2 separate regions of the Mus musculus genome follow, and region 2 is linked to region 1. Evidence: chromatin loops called from intact Hi-C (ENCODE). Cell type or tissue: heart. All regions are shown on one strand. Each heading gives the region's core, and the rest is flanking DNA. Links, peaks and the distances in the headings are about the cores only.

Region 1 (10,199 bases), core at 1,572-9,571:
TGTATATTTTAGCAACTAGGTATTTCTAATGACTGTACCACTATCAGTTTTTATACAAAATATAATGTTATATTCACATCTAATTTTATACTTTGACTACCAACCAACTCCTGAGTAGGAATACATTCCCAAAGTCTTAGCTTGGCATAAGACAGTATCTTGCTGGTGATTTACTCTTTAATTGTAAAGCTGGAAAAGCAAAATTACCTCCATGATGCAATCGATTAAAAAAAAAAAAAAAGAGTTAAGGTCCAAAGAAACAGATTCAAATAAGAAGGGTTCATATTTTTAAATTTATACACAGGAAGATCAAGGAGACCTTTCTGTAACATAGCTCTTAAAAGGGGGTCAATACATTTTACACCAAGAGGACAGTGTTGTTCCTGGTATATATTTAAATAAATCCTCACTTAAACTTCAAATTTTAGAGAGAGATCCATTAAATGTATGTGAAATCCATTAACTAAATATATATGGACAAATTTGTTACAGCACATACCAACACATGCCAGTCAACATTACTAGACATTAGCAAACTATTCAAATTAAACTAACAATACTAAGTAACGTGTCACTAAGGGATCCTTACAATAATCAGGTTTTCAACTGTCACACAGTTGACAGTTCACAATTATAGCCATTCATGAGTTCCAGGAATGCTACCTTCTGAGTTAACACTGGTCAGTTATTTATGGAAAACAATCTGTACTGTGCTCCATTTAGGGCCAGTGATAGTTTATATGTCCTCTCATTTACAGTAAAGCAGACTGTTAAACATACAGGCAGTTTAAGCAAAGTTTGTAATGTTCACTATAAAAGTGGCTACATAATTCCTTATCAATCATCATTATAATCACCAGTTTATACAAATTCAATGTGAGAAGTCTTAATGTGTAGCCATAAATTTTTCCAATCAAAATGGCTGGAAAAATCTCACTCTTTGATTACTTAATAATATAGGGTCAACAGACAATGATAAGGACTCCGCATTAGCCTTTATATGGAATCAAACCGTGATAAGACTTCCAATGTAGGAACCTAAAACCCACCTTTTGTTAACTTCCCACCTTCTTTCATTTTGTTTAAAAACAAAAGAACTAAGACCTGTTTACTAAATTTGGAATTTTAACAAAAAATGAGTATTTACAAGTATTTCCTTAGGATCTAAATGTGTTAACCTATTCAGAAAGTTTAAGACATTAATTCCTCAAGAACTCTCCAATTTATATTTTATTTGAAGTATTATAAATGATACTGCAGATTTTAAGAAAGTTAACCTCAAATTATATTAAAAGTAATGTTTCTAGTTAGTATTGTTTCTATTAAGTTATTCATCTGGGTAATTTAAACATGTGCCTGGAAAACTATTATTCCCATGTGTAAACTTCAGAATGACCTCTTTACACAGACTTTCCTTTAAAACAAACAAGTAAACAAAACCAAACCCTATTTCTAATTAATGGATCATTCCTTCACCAGGTGTGTTGGTCTAGTGACAAAACATCAAGTGTGTTAAGATTACATCTTGGAAACTAGCATATTAAAAAACGGAAAAACCGATAAATATGCAATGCAGAATTTAAGACTGGGGTAAAGTGGCACATTTAAAATGGGGCTACCACAATCAAACCCTTGAAAAGGACCAACTGATGCAAGAACAATGACATAGCACTATCTGGAGTGAAAACATTCATATTTGGAAGTAAGATTTCTGAGATTACTAACTTTCTCTACAGTAAGGAAAAATGTATGCATCTGTAGAAATATTCAACAGGAATATGTTTCAGAGTTTCCATTTGCCAACAGATTTCTGTTTCAATAATATATAATTATACTTTTAAGTTCTGAAGACTGTAACTGTAGACGTTGTAAACTGTAAAGTGTGTGAAGAGGAAAGATGTACTTTCCATTCACAGTCATAGGTTTTATGTGTAAAAGAAGAGATTGGGGAAAAGTCATAATTGAAGAGAGACAGGACAGTGTATAGATCAAAGAGGGTAAGTGAAAGATAACTTACTTAGAAAATAGAGGTTGCTGCTAGCTAGAAAAGATAAGGTGCTATTGACCACCATCAAAGGTGAAAGGTAAACTCCACCTTCCTGTTATATGTGGCCCTACCCTTGAAAATAGGAGCAACTAGAGAACAGAGGGGGTTTTGTTGTTGTTGTTTTGAGTTGCTCATGAAGTCAGTTTTCTTTCTTTCTTTTTTTTTTTAATCCCACTAAATGTTTCAGTGACCGGCTGGCCGACTAGCACACTTAAGAACACTGAGTTCTCAAGTGCAACAGATTTCCCACAACTTGACTACAAAAATCATGAATTCTGAATCACAAAAAACAGTGATGAATGAATTCCAGTCAGCATTTTTAAACTAGCAGAAATATATATATAAAATAAAACAAGGATAACTGGAAGTCAAAAGTTAAGGCTGTGTGAGTCTAAAATGCTGAAGAGAAGCTTTATTATTTCATGGTAGTCTTCTACATAACTAACGATTCTAGATCATACCAAATTCTGACCCTTTTAGCTCCTAAAATTAACCTCTCTCAAAAACATACAATGTAAGAAGATACCCAACTCTTTCCCTGTAATTTTTAATGTAGTGTTAAACTGCAATTAAGTTTTTAACAAGGTTGGAATTATGTAATGTCAAAGGTCTATGTGACAGCTCCTAAAGAACAAACCAAAAAACCCCCTACAATTCCTAAGTAGGCCACAACCAAACACCACCACTATTGAATAGTGTAGTAATACACTAATTTTTACCTAAACTATTAAAAAAGCAATCCTTACACTCTAGGTAGAGGGAGTTGGTTACAGACATTTCAAAACTCTAGTTTTTACTACTGTTTAAGCATTCCACACCTCCCTTTCCTACACTAAAGACTGATAGGAGAACATCCATTTTCCCAGTACTTTTTCTTTGCTTTTTTTCCTCTTTTGCTTAAACAAAAATATTATCTTTGAAAAGTTACTGGGAATTCTCACGACCCCCTTCTATAGACTCACTTAGGGATAGTCAAAGCTAGACTTCACATTTTATCATTCTCTCCAGTCTTCCAAATTCACTGATGGAGACTGCTTCTATTCCATCACTTCCCTGCCCCCAGGAAAAGGCTTTCTGGTTTTCAGTCTTACCAACTCAGGCAAAACTCTACCATAAACATTAAAAAGTAATTTACTACCTTAGAAAGGGACCCTCTTTCTTACTGAAGGGGGGGGGGGCAATACCAGCTCTCATCTTCAAACTATTAAGCTGAAATACATCAATCATGTTGAATCACTATCCATTTAATTGCTTAAAAAGAAAACAAAAACAAAACAACAACAACAAAAATCCCGTGACTTTTGTCTCCTTACTTCAAAACTTTGAATTGATTTTTACCAAATTTAAGTTTTAAAAATAAAGACCCTAAGTGGAAACAAACTCCCCAAACTGCATCTTAAGATATTTGGGGCAAGCAACTCTATCAGATATTCAAAATTTAAAAAAATGTACATACCTGTCTTCATCACCATCAACAGGAATAGCTATGCTGAATACAGAGGTGGCCAGACTGTTCATAGGTGTTAACTGAAGAGGGTTTGTCAGGGCATCTGCAACTGGAGGCTTCACAACAGGCTTACTTTCAGCAATGAGAGAAAGTGGTGCTTGAGGTAGGGGTTCTGATTTTCTTCTAGTATCGTCAACTTGCCCGACTAAAGGCTGGGTCTGAGTCTGAAACTGGCTTAGGTCAGACTGTGGTAGACTTGTTGGTGCACTGTGTGTGCCTTGAGCTAAGGGTGAACCAACTTGCTGGATGACGCTGCTGCTCCGGCTGACTGGCGTATGGCTGCTCAGCTGCTGAGACTGGCCCAGAGGCGCGGGTACATTTGGCATAGTAACAGAAGTGGTGGGCACACTAGGCACGCTTGGAACGGGTACCGCTGCAGGCACGTTTGGAACTCCGGGCACCACGGTGTGAGGACCACCAGGCACGGCTGGCAGCTGACCACTGCCACCCATCTGCTGCGGAGGCTGCACGGGCTGGGGCTGCCCAACCCCAGTAAGCCCGGAGCCTGGCTGCACCACGCCTCCTAGAGCAGCTGGGGCCACTCCGGCCGGCTGACAAGGAGCGGCCTGGCCTACAGGAACCGGACCCGGGGCCACAGCTTCACTGGGCTGGGCGGAGGCGCCCATCATCTGGGCACCCAAGGAGGAGACGCTCTGGCCAGACCCCAGAGGAAAGCTGGCCGCGGAAGCAGAGGTGGCGCTAGCGCTGGTAGACAAGGGCTGCGCAGGGCTTGGCGGCTGCAGGGCCACGTGCGGCGGCAGGTACTCACTCTGGCCGGATGGCTGCATCGGCAACAAATGCCCGGGTGGTATCTGAGGCTGGGGATAGGCGAACTGCTGTGACAACGAGGAGCCGCCGGCCGGGCCGGGCTGAGCTGCCAGGGCCACAGGCTGCGCCAGGTTGACATTCGGCGGCGGCGGCAGCCCCTGACCGACAGGCCCGGGGAGGGCGCCTCCGGCCACGGCTCCCTGGAGCTGGGTTGGCTGAACGGCTGCTGTCATTGGCTGCGGCCCGGTCGCCGCTCCCGGGAACGGCGGCAGCGACGCCGAACTTGGAGCCACAGCCCCACCTACGGGCGGTGGAGGCTGCGGCTGCCCGACGCTGAAACTCTGCGGCTGGGCGAGAGTGGGCTGGCTCATTTTCTCCGACGGGGGTAGCTGTGACACAGCAGTCAAGGAGCTGTCAGTTCCCGAGTCCAGCCCGTGCGCCCCCTGCATGGAGGCCACCACCACCACCACCGACCCTCCGGTGGCTCCCAGGCCGCTGTCCCGCTCCGCAGTCTGCTCCAAAGTATTGCTGTGTCTAATGCAATCCCCGGACCTGGTGAGGACGCTGCTATCCGAATCCCGCTCGTAGTATTCCATACACGTCCATCGGCCGCGCCGGTACGGCTCCCCGCTCCCGTGGTCTAGTTTGATCACGCGGAAACGCGAACTACAAGTGGCAGGGGGCTGAGATGGAGTTGCACTACTCGGCCCAGGAGTGGACACCGAAGCGGCGGCCGCCGCCAGGGTCTGGGCGAGTGCCCCCGCCACGCTCCGGGCCGACACGCCACCGCCGCCTCCGTTGGCGGGCGCAGCTGAAGCGGCTGCCAGCTGCCCATCCAGGATGAGGTTCGGGGACACGGTCCCGGGAGTTTCCGCATCCCCGACATTGTTGAGCGTCTCTTCCGAGGAGCTACGCTCGCACACCTCCTCCGGGCCGTAATCCGTGGCCCGGGAAACGTCGAAGATCTCGGAGGACACGTCCTCCGTGCGCGACTCGTCCGGGTCGTCCAGGCTCTCGGTGTCCTCGGTGATGCTGGTGGCCACCTGAGCCGTGGTGACACTGGTGATCTGGAAGCAGCTCTTCTTCTTGGCCGGCATCTTGGACATGGTGGAAGAGGCTGGAGGGCAGAGGCTCCTCTGGGACCCCACCGGAAACCGAGAAGGGCCGAGCACGGGCCCCCAAAGACAAAGTCCGAGTTCGCGCCTGGGTCTACGGCCCACGCCGCCAAGTCACGGGCTGCTCTGGGCGCCGGCGTCTCGGCGCGACATCCTCCTCCTCCCTCCTCACCTCCCGCGGCAGGGGTGCCTCAATTCAACTCCTCAGCGACGGCCCGAGCGTGGTCCAGGGGCGGGCCGGCTGCTCCAACAGCTCAGCCTCCGCGGTCAGTCCAGCCCGGCGCTCGGCGCGGTCAGCAGGCCCGGCTGGGGGTGGAGCGCAGGGCGCAGGAGGCGGCGGCGGCGGCGTGAGGGGCGGTTCTGCCCCGCTCGGGCTCTCCTGGCCGGGTCCCGCGGCTGCTCCCGCGCGGCGACGCGGAGGAAGAAGGCGGAGCGGCGAGGCCGGGACCGGCGCTTCCTGACGGACGGGGCTGGAGGTCCGCGGCGGGAGGCAGCCCTCCGTCCCGGGCTCTAGCCCGAGCGCAGTCCGGGGGCCATGCCGGCGGTGGCGGCGGAAGCCCGCTCGGGGGCGGGGAAGGCCGGCAGTCTGGCCTCCCTCAGGGAGCCACCCGCGGCGGCGGCGGGCCCGGCCTCCTCGCGGCTCTGAGGCGCGTGAGGGGCGGCGGCGGCGGCTGAAGGAACGGCAAGCGAGCGGAGGTGCTCGGCGGCGTGAGGGGAACCGGTGGCGGCGCCTTCCGCTTCTCCGCGGCGCGGCCGGCTCGGAGACTCCGGAGGGAAAAAACAAAACAAAACAAAACAGAAATTCAAACTGCTGAAGCAGCGGCTGCAGCTCCCTCCACTCGGCCAAGATGGGGCTGAAATGGCCGCGCCAGGGATGCTGGGAGGAGCAGCAGCCCCGCAGCCGCTGCCGCCGCAGACTAAAATGCCGCCGCTGCCGCAGCCACCGCCAGCGCCGCAGCCGCCGCCGTTCCGTGACGCGCCGGCGTCGTGACGTCACCGCCCCGCCCCCTCCGGTTTCCTGCGGCTTCGCGTGGAGGCTTGAGGGGGGTTCGTGGGCGGGGCCAAGGGGGTAGAGAAAAGGGAGCGGGTTCTTTTATTTAAAAAATTTTTAAATTTAAATTTCCACACTGCAGGTTCACTAGGAGAGGAAAAGCCAGAAGACGGTTTTAATTTGTAAGCCTGGGGCATCGCATGGTTTAGGGCCGGCGTGTGGCGATCCTGGATGACTGGAGGTCATGTGCTCGGTCTAATGTTTAGCATAGTCTTAGAGGAACCTGGGCGATAGGGGAAAAAAGTAGGGCGATCCAGCTGCCGAAGAGGTGCATAGCTGGAGAAAGCGAACCGGGTTAAAAGTCCTGAAAATATATGTTAACTAGGATAGTGGGAGAAGTGAGATTTAAGAGAAACGAGGGTGACTAACACAGAACATCAAGCCAGACTGAGTTAGAAAGATGATCTTTCAGACAGAAATTCTGTCTATAAAAAGCGGCGGCGACAGGGATGGTTACTTGCCCAAAGTAAAGTCGGTTTCGAAAAAGATTAGGAGTTAATAACATATTCCAAATTTTCACTTGTTGTGGTTCAAGGCTGGAAGAGTTCATTTAAACTTTCGAGACGTTGAACATGAAATCTGCTTATAGGTTCCAACGTTGAAAAGCCTACAGTGTTAAATAAGTGTAGCTCTTTTGATTGTTCTAAGGCTCCTGTTAGAGCCATGTTGTTCTTTGGTTTGCTTTGGATCATGCACAGTAAGAGAATACCTTTTTCTTCCACTACTAAGTCAGACAGCAGCTCTGAAAGTGCCACTGAATTTTTCCATCTTGTAGCTACTTCCCAATCAAAATCGAGTCTTGTTGTTATGAGACCTCTTGTAGCCCAGGCTACTTACTTAAACCAAAGTGGCCTTGAACTTGTAGTGAGCTTCCTGCCTCTGCCTCCCAAGTGCTGGCAAGTGTCTCCACATTGGGAGAGTGAGGATGTTATTTTAAACACCGACCACTCTTGAACTCTTGACACATGAAAACAACTCTAAGTTAGCTAAAATCTGAGAAGTTTTGCTGGAAATTAAGATGTCAGATTTGTTGCAGCTTTTAGAGATCATATCAGGCTGACTCGTTTAAAGTAGTTTACTCAGTTCTCTAATCTTTAAAGAACTCTTTGATCCAAAAACGGATTGAAAATTAAAATTTACACAACACTTTCTAGGTATTTAGCTGTAATGTATGGAGATAGATATTTTAAACTCAATAGAAACTGTCCTTCAAACCCAAGTGACAGAGGTCAGTATATAAACCAATACCTCACAGTAACATCCCTGCTTCTTGAGGGGGGCAGAAGAAAAAAGAAAATAAGTGTTACATGCTGGTGTTATTGTGGCCGAGATAGCTGAGGGAATGCTTCATTTCTAAATCTATAATTTCAGTAATTTCTCAAGACAGTACGTAGAAATAATTGGCTTGTTAATCCAATGTGAATTTATAAGAGATTATTTTAATGCTGATGTTAAAATTAATTATCAGTGGGTATTGTTGACCATAGGAGTTTCAGAAAAATAAAAACCACATGCTTGATCGTGACATTACATTATCTTATTAAATTTCCTTTTCTGATTATTAGGGTGGTATTCTTCAGCCACACGTTAAAGGGGGAAGAGTAATCTGTAAGTGTTCATTCTTTTTGGTTTTTTTTTTTTTTTTTTTGTTTTTTCGGGACAGGGTTTCTCTGTATAGCCCTGGCTGTCCTGGAACTCACTTTGTAGACCAGGCAGGCCTCGAACTCAGAGATCCACCTGCCTCTGCCTCCCAAGTGCTGGGATTAAAGGCGTGCGCCACCACGCCCGGCTGTAAGTGTTCATTCTAACAACAGGTGGAATCTACCATGACATGAAAGTAAACATAAAACTAATTTGAAGAAATGGGAACAACATTTCTGCTACAAAGGGAGTAGAAAATGTTAACAAGACATTTTAGGATTATAAAGTTTGAATATTTAGATGTTTCGTGAAATGTGTGTATGTGTTTAACTGTTTTCTTGAAAATAGCATTTTCCAAACATTTAAAGATCCTACTTTTGTATATTTTCCCTTTAAAAAAAATGTAGAACTCGTGAAGTTGAGACAGATGGATCACTTGAGCCCGGGAAGTTCAGGCCAGTCACCTCTCCACCTCATTGATACCCTGTTTCTTAATAAGCAAGCAAACCCTAGGTAAAAAAAAAAAAAAAAAAAAAAAAAAAAAAAAAAAAAAGGAAAAGAAAAATGAAGAGAATTTTATACTTTAGACTGTTGGGGAGAAATGAAAAGAATTCTAGATATAGGAAGTTTGAAATCTATGTACAAAGGAAAAACGAAACTATTCCCAAACTACAAAATGTATATAATTTATATAGTTGTTCACGAGGAATCAGAAGTCTACAAATGCAGGCAGTGGTGGTGTACATCTTTAATCCCAGCACTTGGGAGGCAGAGGCAGGCAGATTTTTTAATTTGAGGCCAAGCCTGATCTACAGAGTGAGTTCCAGACTGCCAGGGCTGTCTCAAAAACCAACCAACCAACCAACCAACCAAAACAAAACAAAACAAGTCTACAAATAACAACAAAAATGACAGTAAATAATAAATAAATAAATAAAATCAATAAAAAATAAATCAATAAACAGACTGTAGACTATTCATGTAAGTATCTTTGCTAATGTGTAGAGTTGTTAATAAGTAACCTGACAGCCCTCTTTGGGATTGGAGAGGTCCCTGGAGAGCCAGACTTAAAGGCTTTAATGCAGTTATCCTGGCTCCATGCCTGTACCCACAAACCATGCAGTGGAGGCTGTGGGAGCCCTTGATTACTGCTCTCTTAGCCCCCACCTTGACCATTTGACTTACATCTGGTACTTCCCCAAAGACTTCAGTTTGCAGCAGGATATGGGAAGTATATTTAGAAAGAACCAGGATGGGGGAAAAAAAAACAACCCTAGGAACTAAGGCCCCATTTCACTGATGAAAAAAAAAACTGCTAGAATGTAAGCTTTTCATTACTTATAAACAGTGTACTTCTGCTAGGCCATTGTCTTACAGATCAGTGCACTGTTGGATCACTTCATAGTCATCAGATGGTAGACTGTGAGCCACAGGTTCTCAAGAAAGCCTGACATCGCCTGACATCTCCATCTCCCAGTGAATAATGGCACGTGAAAGACTCAGAAGAAATATATAATGTTTTCAGTAGAAATTAAGCAAGCAACTATCTACATTAAGGAAAATAACTTTCGTAGTGATACCAAACCCAGTGGTATTTGCTGTCCATTGGACAGCCTATATTCCAGCCACCAAGTTGATTCTGGGATTTAGAAAGAGTTCATGCTTGTTTTCTATGTTTCTAATCACCAAATTATCTGAAAAGACACAAAATGAAGGAGTGTTTTTCAGCTTGTAAAAGGAATCAATAAAAACACAGTCGTGTAAGTAAGCAAGCACTGTCTGGATTTTTACTAAGGTTTTCCTGGCCCTCCATTTCTGAGGCAGTATCACATTAAGTGACACTATTGTATAATATTATTCAAAAAGGAAGAAAAGAAATACAGTGTAGAGGGATTAAGCTAACAGAAGTCCCTGACTAGTTTACTAATAGAAAACTCAGTCTTAAAGTGTACCAATCTTGAGAATAGATGATTAAAATCTTCACAGTTAAGAAAGTTACTATTAGACATGCCAAGGATTTGATGCACTGTGAAACAATAAAGACCCTTTTTGTCATGGTGAAAATCTCCT
Region 2 (10,199 bases), core at 1,370-9,369, 92 kb after region 1:
ACAGAAGTGGCATAATTGCTTGGTTTGGGCTGTTTACTTTGCTCCATCCCCAGGACACACATTGTTCTCTGTACATGGCCATTGTACATGAGAGGTCTTTTAATGTCACTTTGTTTGCAGAATTTTATATTCTGCTTTTGTTTGGTTTTGGTGCTAGGGAGTAGAGCTAGAGCCTTGCCCAAGCCAGTGGGCTTAAAACAAAAACAAAAATAAAAAACCTCACCTACCTTAAAGAACAACGACGATGATTATGACGACGACAACAACAACAACCAACTTTGTAAGTTTTAGGATACAAACTTTAGCTGAAAATTGTAAAGAAAACCAATTTTCAGTTGCTTGTCAGTTCCTCTCAGTACTGTACATGGTGAACGTTAGCTACTACTTGCTTCTCTTATAGAGTTAGTGGGAAGTTCAAAACCTTGAGAGGTATAGAGTTAGAGGATTTCTACAGAATTTTTCGTGTTCCAAATGATGGCATGTAACATCCAGGACTGCTGGATTAGGATTCACCCACTCTTTAGAGGTCACCATCCTTATAGTCACAGGTAAATCCCTACTTTCTCTATGGAGACTTTCTTTTTTTAAAAAGGAAGTGGCTGCCTCTGCATTTTTGTGATTCCTAAGAAAGAGCCAAATACATTAAAACCACCGAACTCGTCTTTTAAACAAAAAATAATTATAAAACTATGTTCCCAATGTATTTGTTCACTTCTCCTGCTGAATAAGGGGATCCATTCATTTAAAAATTGAACCAATACCTTCTGTGGCAGCTACATAGATGTTCTTTTAAGAGGTTCTGTTATGGCTACATAGCAGAGTGACAATCCCAGCTGCTGCTTCTTTGGATCCACTGTGGCATTTCCTCTACACCACATACCTCTGGACTGTTCTCAACCAATACCAGAGTGGTACTGGGATACCAGTGCTGTTCTAGCCTTTGGATCAGTGAGCTCCTGGCTAACTTTTACTTGGGCACTCCCTGTGAGTCTGACAAGTCCTGGGAGCTACACTGGGTTCTGAGGCACTTCTCAGAGCCAACCTCTCTTTTTCTCCTTCAGAGAGGTTGGTTTGGCTTCTTTCCCTGTCCACTGCTGTCCTGTCCCCTTCTCCTTTGCTTCCTAGGTTTCTCTTAGAAGGCTTTGTGCCAATGCATTTCCTTCTTAGCAGCTGCTGTTCAGAGCATCTGAATGTGCACTGTTAAGAACCGAATTTGTCCAGTGTCTTAGGGTTTTACTGCTGGGAAGAGACACCACGACCAAGGACAACATTTAATTGGGGCTGGCTTACAGGTTCAGAGGTTCAGTCCATTATCATCAAGGCAGGAACATGGCAGAGTCCAGGTAGGCATGGTGCAGGAGGAGCTGAGCGTTCTATATCTTCATGGAAGGCTGCTAGATAGCTTCCAGGCAGCTAGGACAAGGGTCTTAAAGACATACCAACAGAGACAGACCTACTCCAAGAAGGCCACACCTCCTAATAGTGTCACTCCCTGGACCAAGCATGACCCACTGGGCTTACGGTCTCCGTCTGCTGCTGTTGACACTGTCTCTATTCTTGCTTTGTGATGCACACATACGCATGTGCCTCTACTTTTCTCCATCTCTCTGCTGATCCTTATCCCTCCCAAAATATTTCACTTTAATCTATTCCATTAAGAAAGAAAATGTGAACCTTGTTCTACACCTAGACCCAAGCATTTTGCCTTACCTATAGTTTGGCACCAAGAACTGAAATTGATCAACAGAGCTTACAACATAATGACCATGTAAACAGACACTACTGCTTTACAGCAACATTGCTACATTGGATAGACCTAGGCTTTTCTTATTATTCCTGACTGGCTCTCCCTTCTCATCTTTGATACCGCTGTCTTTCATTTTACAGCCTGATATTCTAGCTTTTAAAGGTAACATGAAATTTGTGGGATTTTCTGTTTATATACTCTCTTCTCAGACAACTACATTTTAAGCCTCTGTTCTGCAGATTTCAAATGAGACCTATGCTTTGTAGGTTTGTTGAAAAGCTATCCCTGTAGGTCATGCTTCCAGCATCTTTCCATTAGGTTGCTTCTTCAACTGAATTTTTTTCTTTTTTGTTTACTGTCTTAATTTTCTGGACCCATCCTTGAGTGACTCCATAGAAAGAATATGTTAAAGGTAAATTTAGAGATTATTCATAATTAAGAATAATGTGTGGGGCTGGAAAGATGGCTCAACCACTAAAGACTAGGCTCATAACAAAAAAAATAACAATACTCTGTGTGTGTGTGTGTGTGTGTGTGTGTGTGTGTGTTGAGCATGTGACAGCACACAAGTGGAAGTCAGAAGAAAAACTGCAGGAGTCAGTTCTCTCGTCTACCAAGCAGGCCCTGGGGACTGAACTCTGGTCATCAGGGTTGGCAATAGGTATCTTTGGTGCTGAGCTATCTCACCACCTCTAACATATATTTTAGCTGGCTTATAGAGTAGTGAGATACAGCTTTTTCAAGCATCCTTCGTGATGGCTGACCTTGGTTTCTAGTTGACTTCATCCAGAATCAACTAAAACCCAAGCTGCGGGGGCGTTCCTATAAGGGATTTTCTTGACCAAATTGTTTGAAGAAAGAAGATCTTCCTTAATGTGAGCCGAACTATCTGGTGGCAACTTAGATAAAAGGATGTAAAGAAATAATCTGCTTACTTCCCTTTCCTTTCTCTGGCAAGTTTATCAATTCTGTTGCTGCACAAATGAATGAATGTGTGCATGTATGCACAAATGTATGTAGAGGCCAAAGGTCAATCTTGGGTGTTCTCGGGAGCCATTGTTTTTTTTTATTTTAAAAAAACAAACAAACAAACAAACAAACAAACCAAAACCAAAAATAAAACCAAGCCAAACCAAACCAAAGAGGATCTCTCAACTGGGACAGTGTGAAAACTATTGCTGTCAGCTGTTTCTTAAACTTTGAATTGAGTCGTAAACCTATCTAGTCATGGAAGTATCTTTGTGGGAAGATGATTGCTTCAACCTTTTGTTTGTTTTTGGACAGTTAATTATATTTATTATTTTATTTTATGAACATTTTGTTTGCACATATGTTTGTGTACCATGTGTGTGCCTGGTGGCCTTGGAAGGAAGTCAGAAGAGGGGCGTCAGGCCCCCTGGAACTGGTGTTATAGATGGTGTGAGTCCCCATGTGGGTGCTGGGAACTGAAACTGGCTCCTCTTCAAGAACAAGTGCTCTTACCCACTGAGCCATCTCTCCAGCACTCCCTCCCTCCCTCCCTCCCTCCCTCCCTCCCTCCCTCCCTCCCTCCCTCGGAAGGGCAGCTTAAATGGTTTTTATCTTCTAGGTTTAATTATATTAGTTTAGAAATTTTCTCATTTTTCCAATATTTCTAGATTTCTTTGGAATATACTTTCCCAGAGATCCCCTAATGATCTGCACTCTATGGGGGTCTATTGTAGCAAGCATCTTTTCATCTCTAATATCGGAGATGAAATTATCCTGCAGGTCTTCTGTCTCTGTTAGTTTGACTAGAGATTCTTTTCAATATCATTAATCTTTTCAAAGAACCATGTCTTTGGTTTTATACATTATTCTTTTAGTCACTATTTAATTGATGTTTGCCCTAAAATTTGTTATTTCTTACCATCCACTAGAGTTGTCTATTTTTCTTTTTCTATAGCCTCTAGTGCATCACCGAGTAATTTATTTGGGATTGTTCTGATTTTTGGATGTGATTGCTTATAGCTATAGCCTTTCCTCTTCAGACTGCCTTGGCTGTGTGCAGGGCTCTGTTTGCTTGTGTGCTAGTGTAAGTTACCATTAGATTCTAGGGAGTTGCTAGTCTTCTCCCTGATTTCTTTAGTGGTTCAGAAGAGTACTGTTTAGTCTCCAGGTGATTGTGCAGTGTGTGTGATCATTTTCCCTGTTGATTTCTCGTTTTAAACGTTTTATTACACTGTGTTCTGATACGATCCAGGAAACCATTTAAAACATTTTTATATTAACAAAAGAGCTGCTGTGTGGCATCTTTTTTTTTTTTAAATGATAAGTTTTAGAGAGGTTCCGTGAGCCCTTGAGAAGAACAAGCATCCTCTATCTGTCCAACAATGTAAGTTGGATTGACATTAAATGCACTGTATGGTCCAAGTCAACCTTGCATTCATAGCAATTCTTGTGTTTTAGCCACCAAGCACTGGGGTTTCAGACATGTGCCATCATGCTTAGCACTGTAGTAGACTTTTAGGAAGCACAATAATTCCATCTGTGATCCAGTAACACTGTTATTACATCAATTGTGCCCCCAACCCATAAGCAAAAGAGTTTGTGGGTGGCCTGATCCTCCAGTAGCTCACAATATTCTTATTTGAGGTCTCAATTTAAAATAAGGTCATTGAGCTGACCCTAACCAAAATCAATGGTATTCCCCAAACAGAACAAAACAAGCAAAACGAAATCATGTGTGTGAGAGTTTGACTTTTAAAAACATGTGTCGAAAGGGAGATGACATCTGTGGGTGAAAGAGAGAGGCATGTATCAGAGTCTCCCCTTACAGCCCTCAGAAAGAACCAACTCTGCTGACACCCCATTCAGATGAATCTAGTTTTCCTGGGAGAGGCAAAGAGCTTTATGTCCCCACAAAGAAGATAACTTTTGAGTTGGGTATAGATACTCAGGAAGAATTTGGTAGGGTGCTCAGTAGAGAAAGCCTTAGGAGTAGTTTCGTTTTGTGGATATGGACTGCCCTAATTTTTAGGAATCTATGGGTGAAGGACAAACACTGAAACTTCAGGTAAGCGCTTGGCAATACCACATAAATGAGAGGACGGCTGTAAATAATATGTGTTTTCTGCTTTTTCACTGTTATTCTTCAAAAGCCATTGGCTTAAAGTTTAGTAGGCATGCTTGACCTGCCAGGGGGAAAGTCTTGGAAACTTTAATTGGATACGGGGTTAATTGCTTCTGTACTGGTTGAATCTGGGTGCAGTGAGGAAGCTGATTAAAATCTAAGCATTAGGGTAACACTGGGACAGAAGTAGGTGGGAAACTGTAGTTCTTGGGTGTAGATCTTTTCTTTTGTCTTTTTAAAAAGTTAATAACTTATTTTATTTATTTACAGACCAAATGTTGCCTCTTCCCAGAGTTCATTCCCACACCACACCCCTTTGCCTCTGAGAGGGTGCCCCCTGCCCCTGGCATACCCCTTCCCTGGAGCATCAAGTCTCTATAAGATTATCCTCTCCCACTGAGGCCACTCACTGCCTTGTCCTCTGCTATATATTTGCCTGGGGCCTTGGATGAGCCTATGTGTGCCCACTGTTGGGCAATTCAGCTATGGTCACCCACATCAAGTTTTGGGAGACTCCTTCATCTCAGATCTCTGAACCTTCTATTTCCTCTTTCTAGAGATTCCCCCCACCTGTTTTGTTTGAACTTAATAGCATCAGCCAACATTCCAAAGTAATAGCTTTCAAAAGCATAGCATTAAAAACTTTGCTTTTATTTAAAGAATGTTGAACAGTTTGATAATGCTAGGTCCGTATTGCTTTAGGAGAGTCTTTTGTGTATTTGTCTAGGTGAGTTATCATTTGCTTAAAATAGACCCAAGAATGCAATGAATCAATGAAGAAAAAATTTGTTATTTGAATCCAGGCATCCATTTTCTATCAGGTGACCCATATTAATATTCTAGGCCTCTACTTGAATCTTTTAAGAGTTAGGGAGATGGTTCAGTCAATAAAGTTCTTGATAGGCAAATATGAGAATCTGAGTTTCATCCCTAGCATCCATATAAAAAAGTCAGGTGCAGTGGTATGCATGTAATATCAATACCAAAGAGGCAGAGACAGGAGGATCCTGCAGCCAGTGCAGGAGATTGTAACCTCCATTCTATTGAGAGATCTTGTCACAGAGAGGTAGAGAGCAATCAAACAAGGCACCTGACATTGAACTAAGAACTCTACACACATGTATACACACACACACACACACACACACACACACACACACACACACACACACACACCTTTCCCCTCCCCTGTCACCCGCAGACACACATATTACCCCCCCCAATGTAAAAGATACTAGAACTTCAAGACACATTAAAACATAATGGTTTAGATAAAAGTTTGTTTTCCCTCCCTCAAACATCCAAGCTCATAGGATTCAGGGGAGTTATAAGCTATGAGATCATCCAAGAGCCCAAGCTCCTATCTGTTGGCAAGCTGCCCTTCATTAGTTATCCTGGTCCACATGATTGGAGGTGATTCATCATTACCAACAGTAGGATGAAGAAAGAGGAAATAGAAGGCAGCAGGAGCTTGAAGTCAGCCACACCCCTTCCTACTACTTATATTCCAATAGCCCAGATGTCAACATATGGCCCCTAAATCTCCAGGAGCCCTGGAAAAGATGAAGTTTGGGGGCAGCTATGTGGCTAGCCATAACCTGGAAAAGTCAATTACTAAGAGAATAGAAGGGACAACTAATAGTAGGTTACAGCCACTTAGTGTTTGTGTGACTTTGGAAAACTACCTAATGTCTCTGCACTCTTGGTCAGGAGCAACTTGTAATAATATGTTCACTTATTTGTTAGGAAAAGGTTTGGCTACAACTAACAGAGCCCCTACCTGCAATGGGCTAGGTAAACAGGTCTTCTGCTTTCTTCTGTAACCAGAGCTCTGAAGGTAGATTGATGTTGATCAAGTTGATCACATTTGGGAAAATATTTTCCTGAACTGGTTTGGGCAATCCTTTAACCTTAATCTACATTCAGTTACCTTTTACCATTATCAGGAAAAAAGGCACATCTTCAAAGCTTGCAGTCTTTCAGGTATAAATATATATAATCTCAGGAGCTATGTAACCATCCAGGTAATCCTGCAATCAGGCTGAAAGAGGAGGGCTTTGAGTTGAAGGCCATTCTGGGATGTAAGTAAGAACCTGTCTCAAAAAACAAAACAAACCCAACCAACCAACCAACCAACAAACCCCAAATCCAAAAAAATAAAAATGGAGTTATATAACCATTCTAGACCTCAGTTTTCTCATCTCTTATATTGGATGCTACTATCAACATCTTGGAATGTTTAAGGATCAATGAATTTAGTCAGTAAGGTATAGCATCTGACACAGAAGTTGCTCAGAAAAAGTTGCAGGGATTATTATTTAAGGAAGAATGCTTTGGAGAGTTCTGTATTTGAATCCTGGTTCAAATCCACGGGATTTTTATGAATTGCTTTCCCCTCCAAATGTATTTCCTCATCTTGAAAGACAAAGATAAACGTACTTCCTTGACAGGGTTACTGTGCAGATCAAGTGAAATGAAGCACCCTAGGAAGGAGAAGCTCTTTCTGTCTTTGTCTAACATCTACCTTGAATTGACTTGGATGGAGGAGAGGGAGGGGAGACCTGCAGATGTTTGCGTCTAGACTGCTGAGATAACTTCTTCCAGCACACTCATAAGGATGGGGATCTGCCATGCCAAGTAGAGCAGATATGTACACAGGACGGGAAAGCCAAACACAAGGAAACCAGTAAAAGAAGCCCAAGGGTAAGGGCCAGGTGAAACTTCTTCTTTGCCCTAGACAGTCGGCTGGGAACGTTTGAACAGGCCTGCTCAAGGGAAGCCAGTTCTCATTAACCATGAAGCAGGGGTGAGCTAAAGGACGGAAGTTACAGCAGCCTCTGAGTGACTATCTCAACAATGAGTTCTGTGGCAACAGAGGCTGCAGGACTAGTCTTTGCAGGATAGCTCTTTCAGTACGTAGCCAAGCAGCTGTAATGACAGAGGAAGATGAGTCACTTAGATATGGTAGACAGTGTCAGGAATTACAAGGAACCTGGAGGTCATGATTATCTGTAAAATATTTGTTTTCTATGAGCAAATATGACCAAGTAGAGGAAGAGGATTGTCCTATTGTCCTTCCCCTAAATACTGGAAAAAAAAATAAAGACTGAAGTGTAAATTTGAATCATTCAGTGTTCATTCCAATAAGTCTACTTTGTATCCAGTCTTTCTCCTTATTTCTCTTTTCTTCCTTCCTTTCTTTACTTCTTTCTTCCTCCAATAAATTCTGTACTTTATAATAGCCTTATTAAGATATGACTTATGTATTATAGCAAGCTGACCAGCTTTGGAAAAAAATTACAAGGCAAGGTCTCATTATGTAGTCTAAGCTGGCCTAGAACTCACAGTCTTCATCCCTCAGACTCCCAAGTGTTGGCATGACAGGCATATGCCAGCTAGCATGTTCACCTTGATCTATGTACTATGAAATGAACACCCTGAAATATTCATTCAAAAGCAACACTACCCTGGGCAAGCCTGGACTCACTTTAAATATACAATGCGGTGAATTTCAGTATGTTCACAAGATGTACAACTATTACTGCTATTTAGTTTTAAACTATTTCACCACCTGCTCCCAAATAAAGCTTGTACCTCTTACCAGTCATTGCCTTCTACAATCTGGACATCCATTGATCTACTTTCTGACTCTTTAGGTTTGCCTATCCATGATATTTTATATAAGTGGAACCATACAGTATGCAACATTTTATGGTGGTTTCTTTCACTAAGTATGTTTTCAGAATTCATCTATGTTGTAGCACATACCAGCACTCCATTCATTTTTATTATTGGATGATTTCTTTTTGCATGGTTATACCACTCTGTATTTGTTAGTTTGTTAATGATAAACAGTTGGGCTTTTCCTACCTGTTGACTATTATGAATAATGCTATTGAACATTCATGTACACACATTTGTGTGGATATGGTTTGTTTGTTTGTTTGTTTGTTTATTTGAAATGGACTTTCATATAGCCCTGGTTGGCCTGAAACTTCTTATGTAACTGAGGCTGATTTTTTAAAAAGACTTATTTATTTTATACAAGTACACTGTAGCTGCCTTCAGACACACCAGAAGTCATCAGATACCATTACAGATGGTTGTGAGTCACCATGTGGTTGCTGGGAGTTGAACTCAGGACCTCTGGAAGAACAGTCAGATCTCTTAACCACTGAGCCATCTCTCCAGCCCCGATATGTTTTTGTTTCTTGATTATATTGTAAGTTATATAGTAACTCTGTTTAGCCTTTTAACAAACAGGAAGACTCTTTTGCACAGTGATTGCACCATTTCATATTCTCTTCATAATGAATGGGAGTTCTAACTTCTTCCCACCCCACCCCCACTTCCTAGGGCTATGTTTGTGACCATTGTGCTAAGGGTGGATTTGCATTTCCCTGATGACAGTGACATACCCATCTTTTCTTCCAAGGAAGTTGAATGGCTCCTTCTGTAGGGAACATTGTAATCCTTGTGAACTTGGGGAGAAGGGGTCCTCACCACATTAAATGGAGAAAAGATGGATTTTGAGCTTTGTTATTTACGGGACTAAGAAGCACTGGGAAGGCCTGTTCTGAGGTCACTAACAACCATGGGCTCTTTTTTCATTTTAAAGCAATTTTCATCAGCTCTTCTAAACACTGGAAGGATAGAGGCTCCAGCTGGAAGTGGGAAGTTGCTCCAAAAGGTGATGTGTTAGAACAGGCAAACATCCAGCAGTATTAAGTTACTCTATTTGACCATTGAAAACAAAGTTTGTGATCAAGGTAAAAAAATTCATTATGTGGCCTCACATGCCTTAGGCAGGAAAGGACCTAGCATGGGGTGCTCTGGTTTCTAGCCACTTGCAGAGGTCTCCTTTTCTTTGAGCATGGACCAGTAATTAAAACCCTTACATTGCTGAAGGTGATTGAGCGGGGAATTTTATGTCCTTCTTCTGGGAACTAGATGGAACTGCTCCCTCCTCTTGTATGCAGACCCTAAAGTCATAAAGAGGTTGCCCAAAGCGCTGGGGGCAGTGAGGAACTAGTTACTAGTTTCACTTGTGTGCTCTATTTTTTTTTTTTTTTAAAGTACCACAGGCACCTCTTTCTCCTCCTTAACAGTCCCTATTAGCTTTCCCCATTGCTATAAAACAAGGTGGCATATCTGGGACCTTACGAAATTTTGCCTCAGGTTCCTTGGCATGAATTTTTTCTTGGGTCAATTCCAGGAAGTTTTCACTTCTTTCGAAAAGAAAAAAAAAAATCTAATTTTGCATGAATAATAAAGGTGGAAACAAGGAAGTGCCCCAACCTTGGATTTCCAGAGTGTAGGAACTTCCCAAGAAAAAAGGTCACAACTCTGCAGCTGCTCTCT

What was found. A loop is a pair of places that touch in the nucleus more often than their neighbours do. Peaks named below come from ENCODE experiments on the same cell type or tissue, not always from the same donor. Only the 100,000 strongest peaks of a DNase experiment are listed, where the experiment ranks them.
Region 2: a loop joins it to region 1, with 2.7 times the contacts of the local background. A loop is called at or near these places in 3 of 42 quality-filtered maps.

What each region holds. Positions count from the first base shown.
Region 1 is chr3:58,410,918-58,421,116 of GRCm38, reverse strand. It overlaps Tsc22d2 (TSC22 domain family, member 2), which reads right to left and starts at 6,397. Exons shown (of 4, transcript NM_001081229.2): 1 at 3,504-6,397. The coding sequence starts at 5,428. In heart, for the core only: a CTCF peak has its summit at 4,633; DNase peaks (open chromatin) are centred at 4,096, 4,636, 5,776 and 6,426; H3K4me3 peaks cover 5,767 bases; H3K27ac peaks cover 5,066 bases.
Region 2 is chr3:58,318,557-58,328,755 of GRCm38, reverse strand. No RefSeq gene overlaps it. Among named protein-coding and RNA genes, the nearest start is that of Gm32847, 22 kb to the right of the region's middle. In heart, for the core only: no CTCF peak of the experiment used is centred there; no DNase peak of the experiment used is centred there.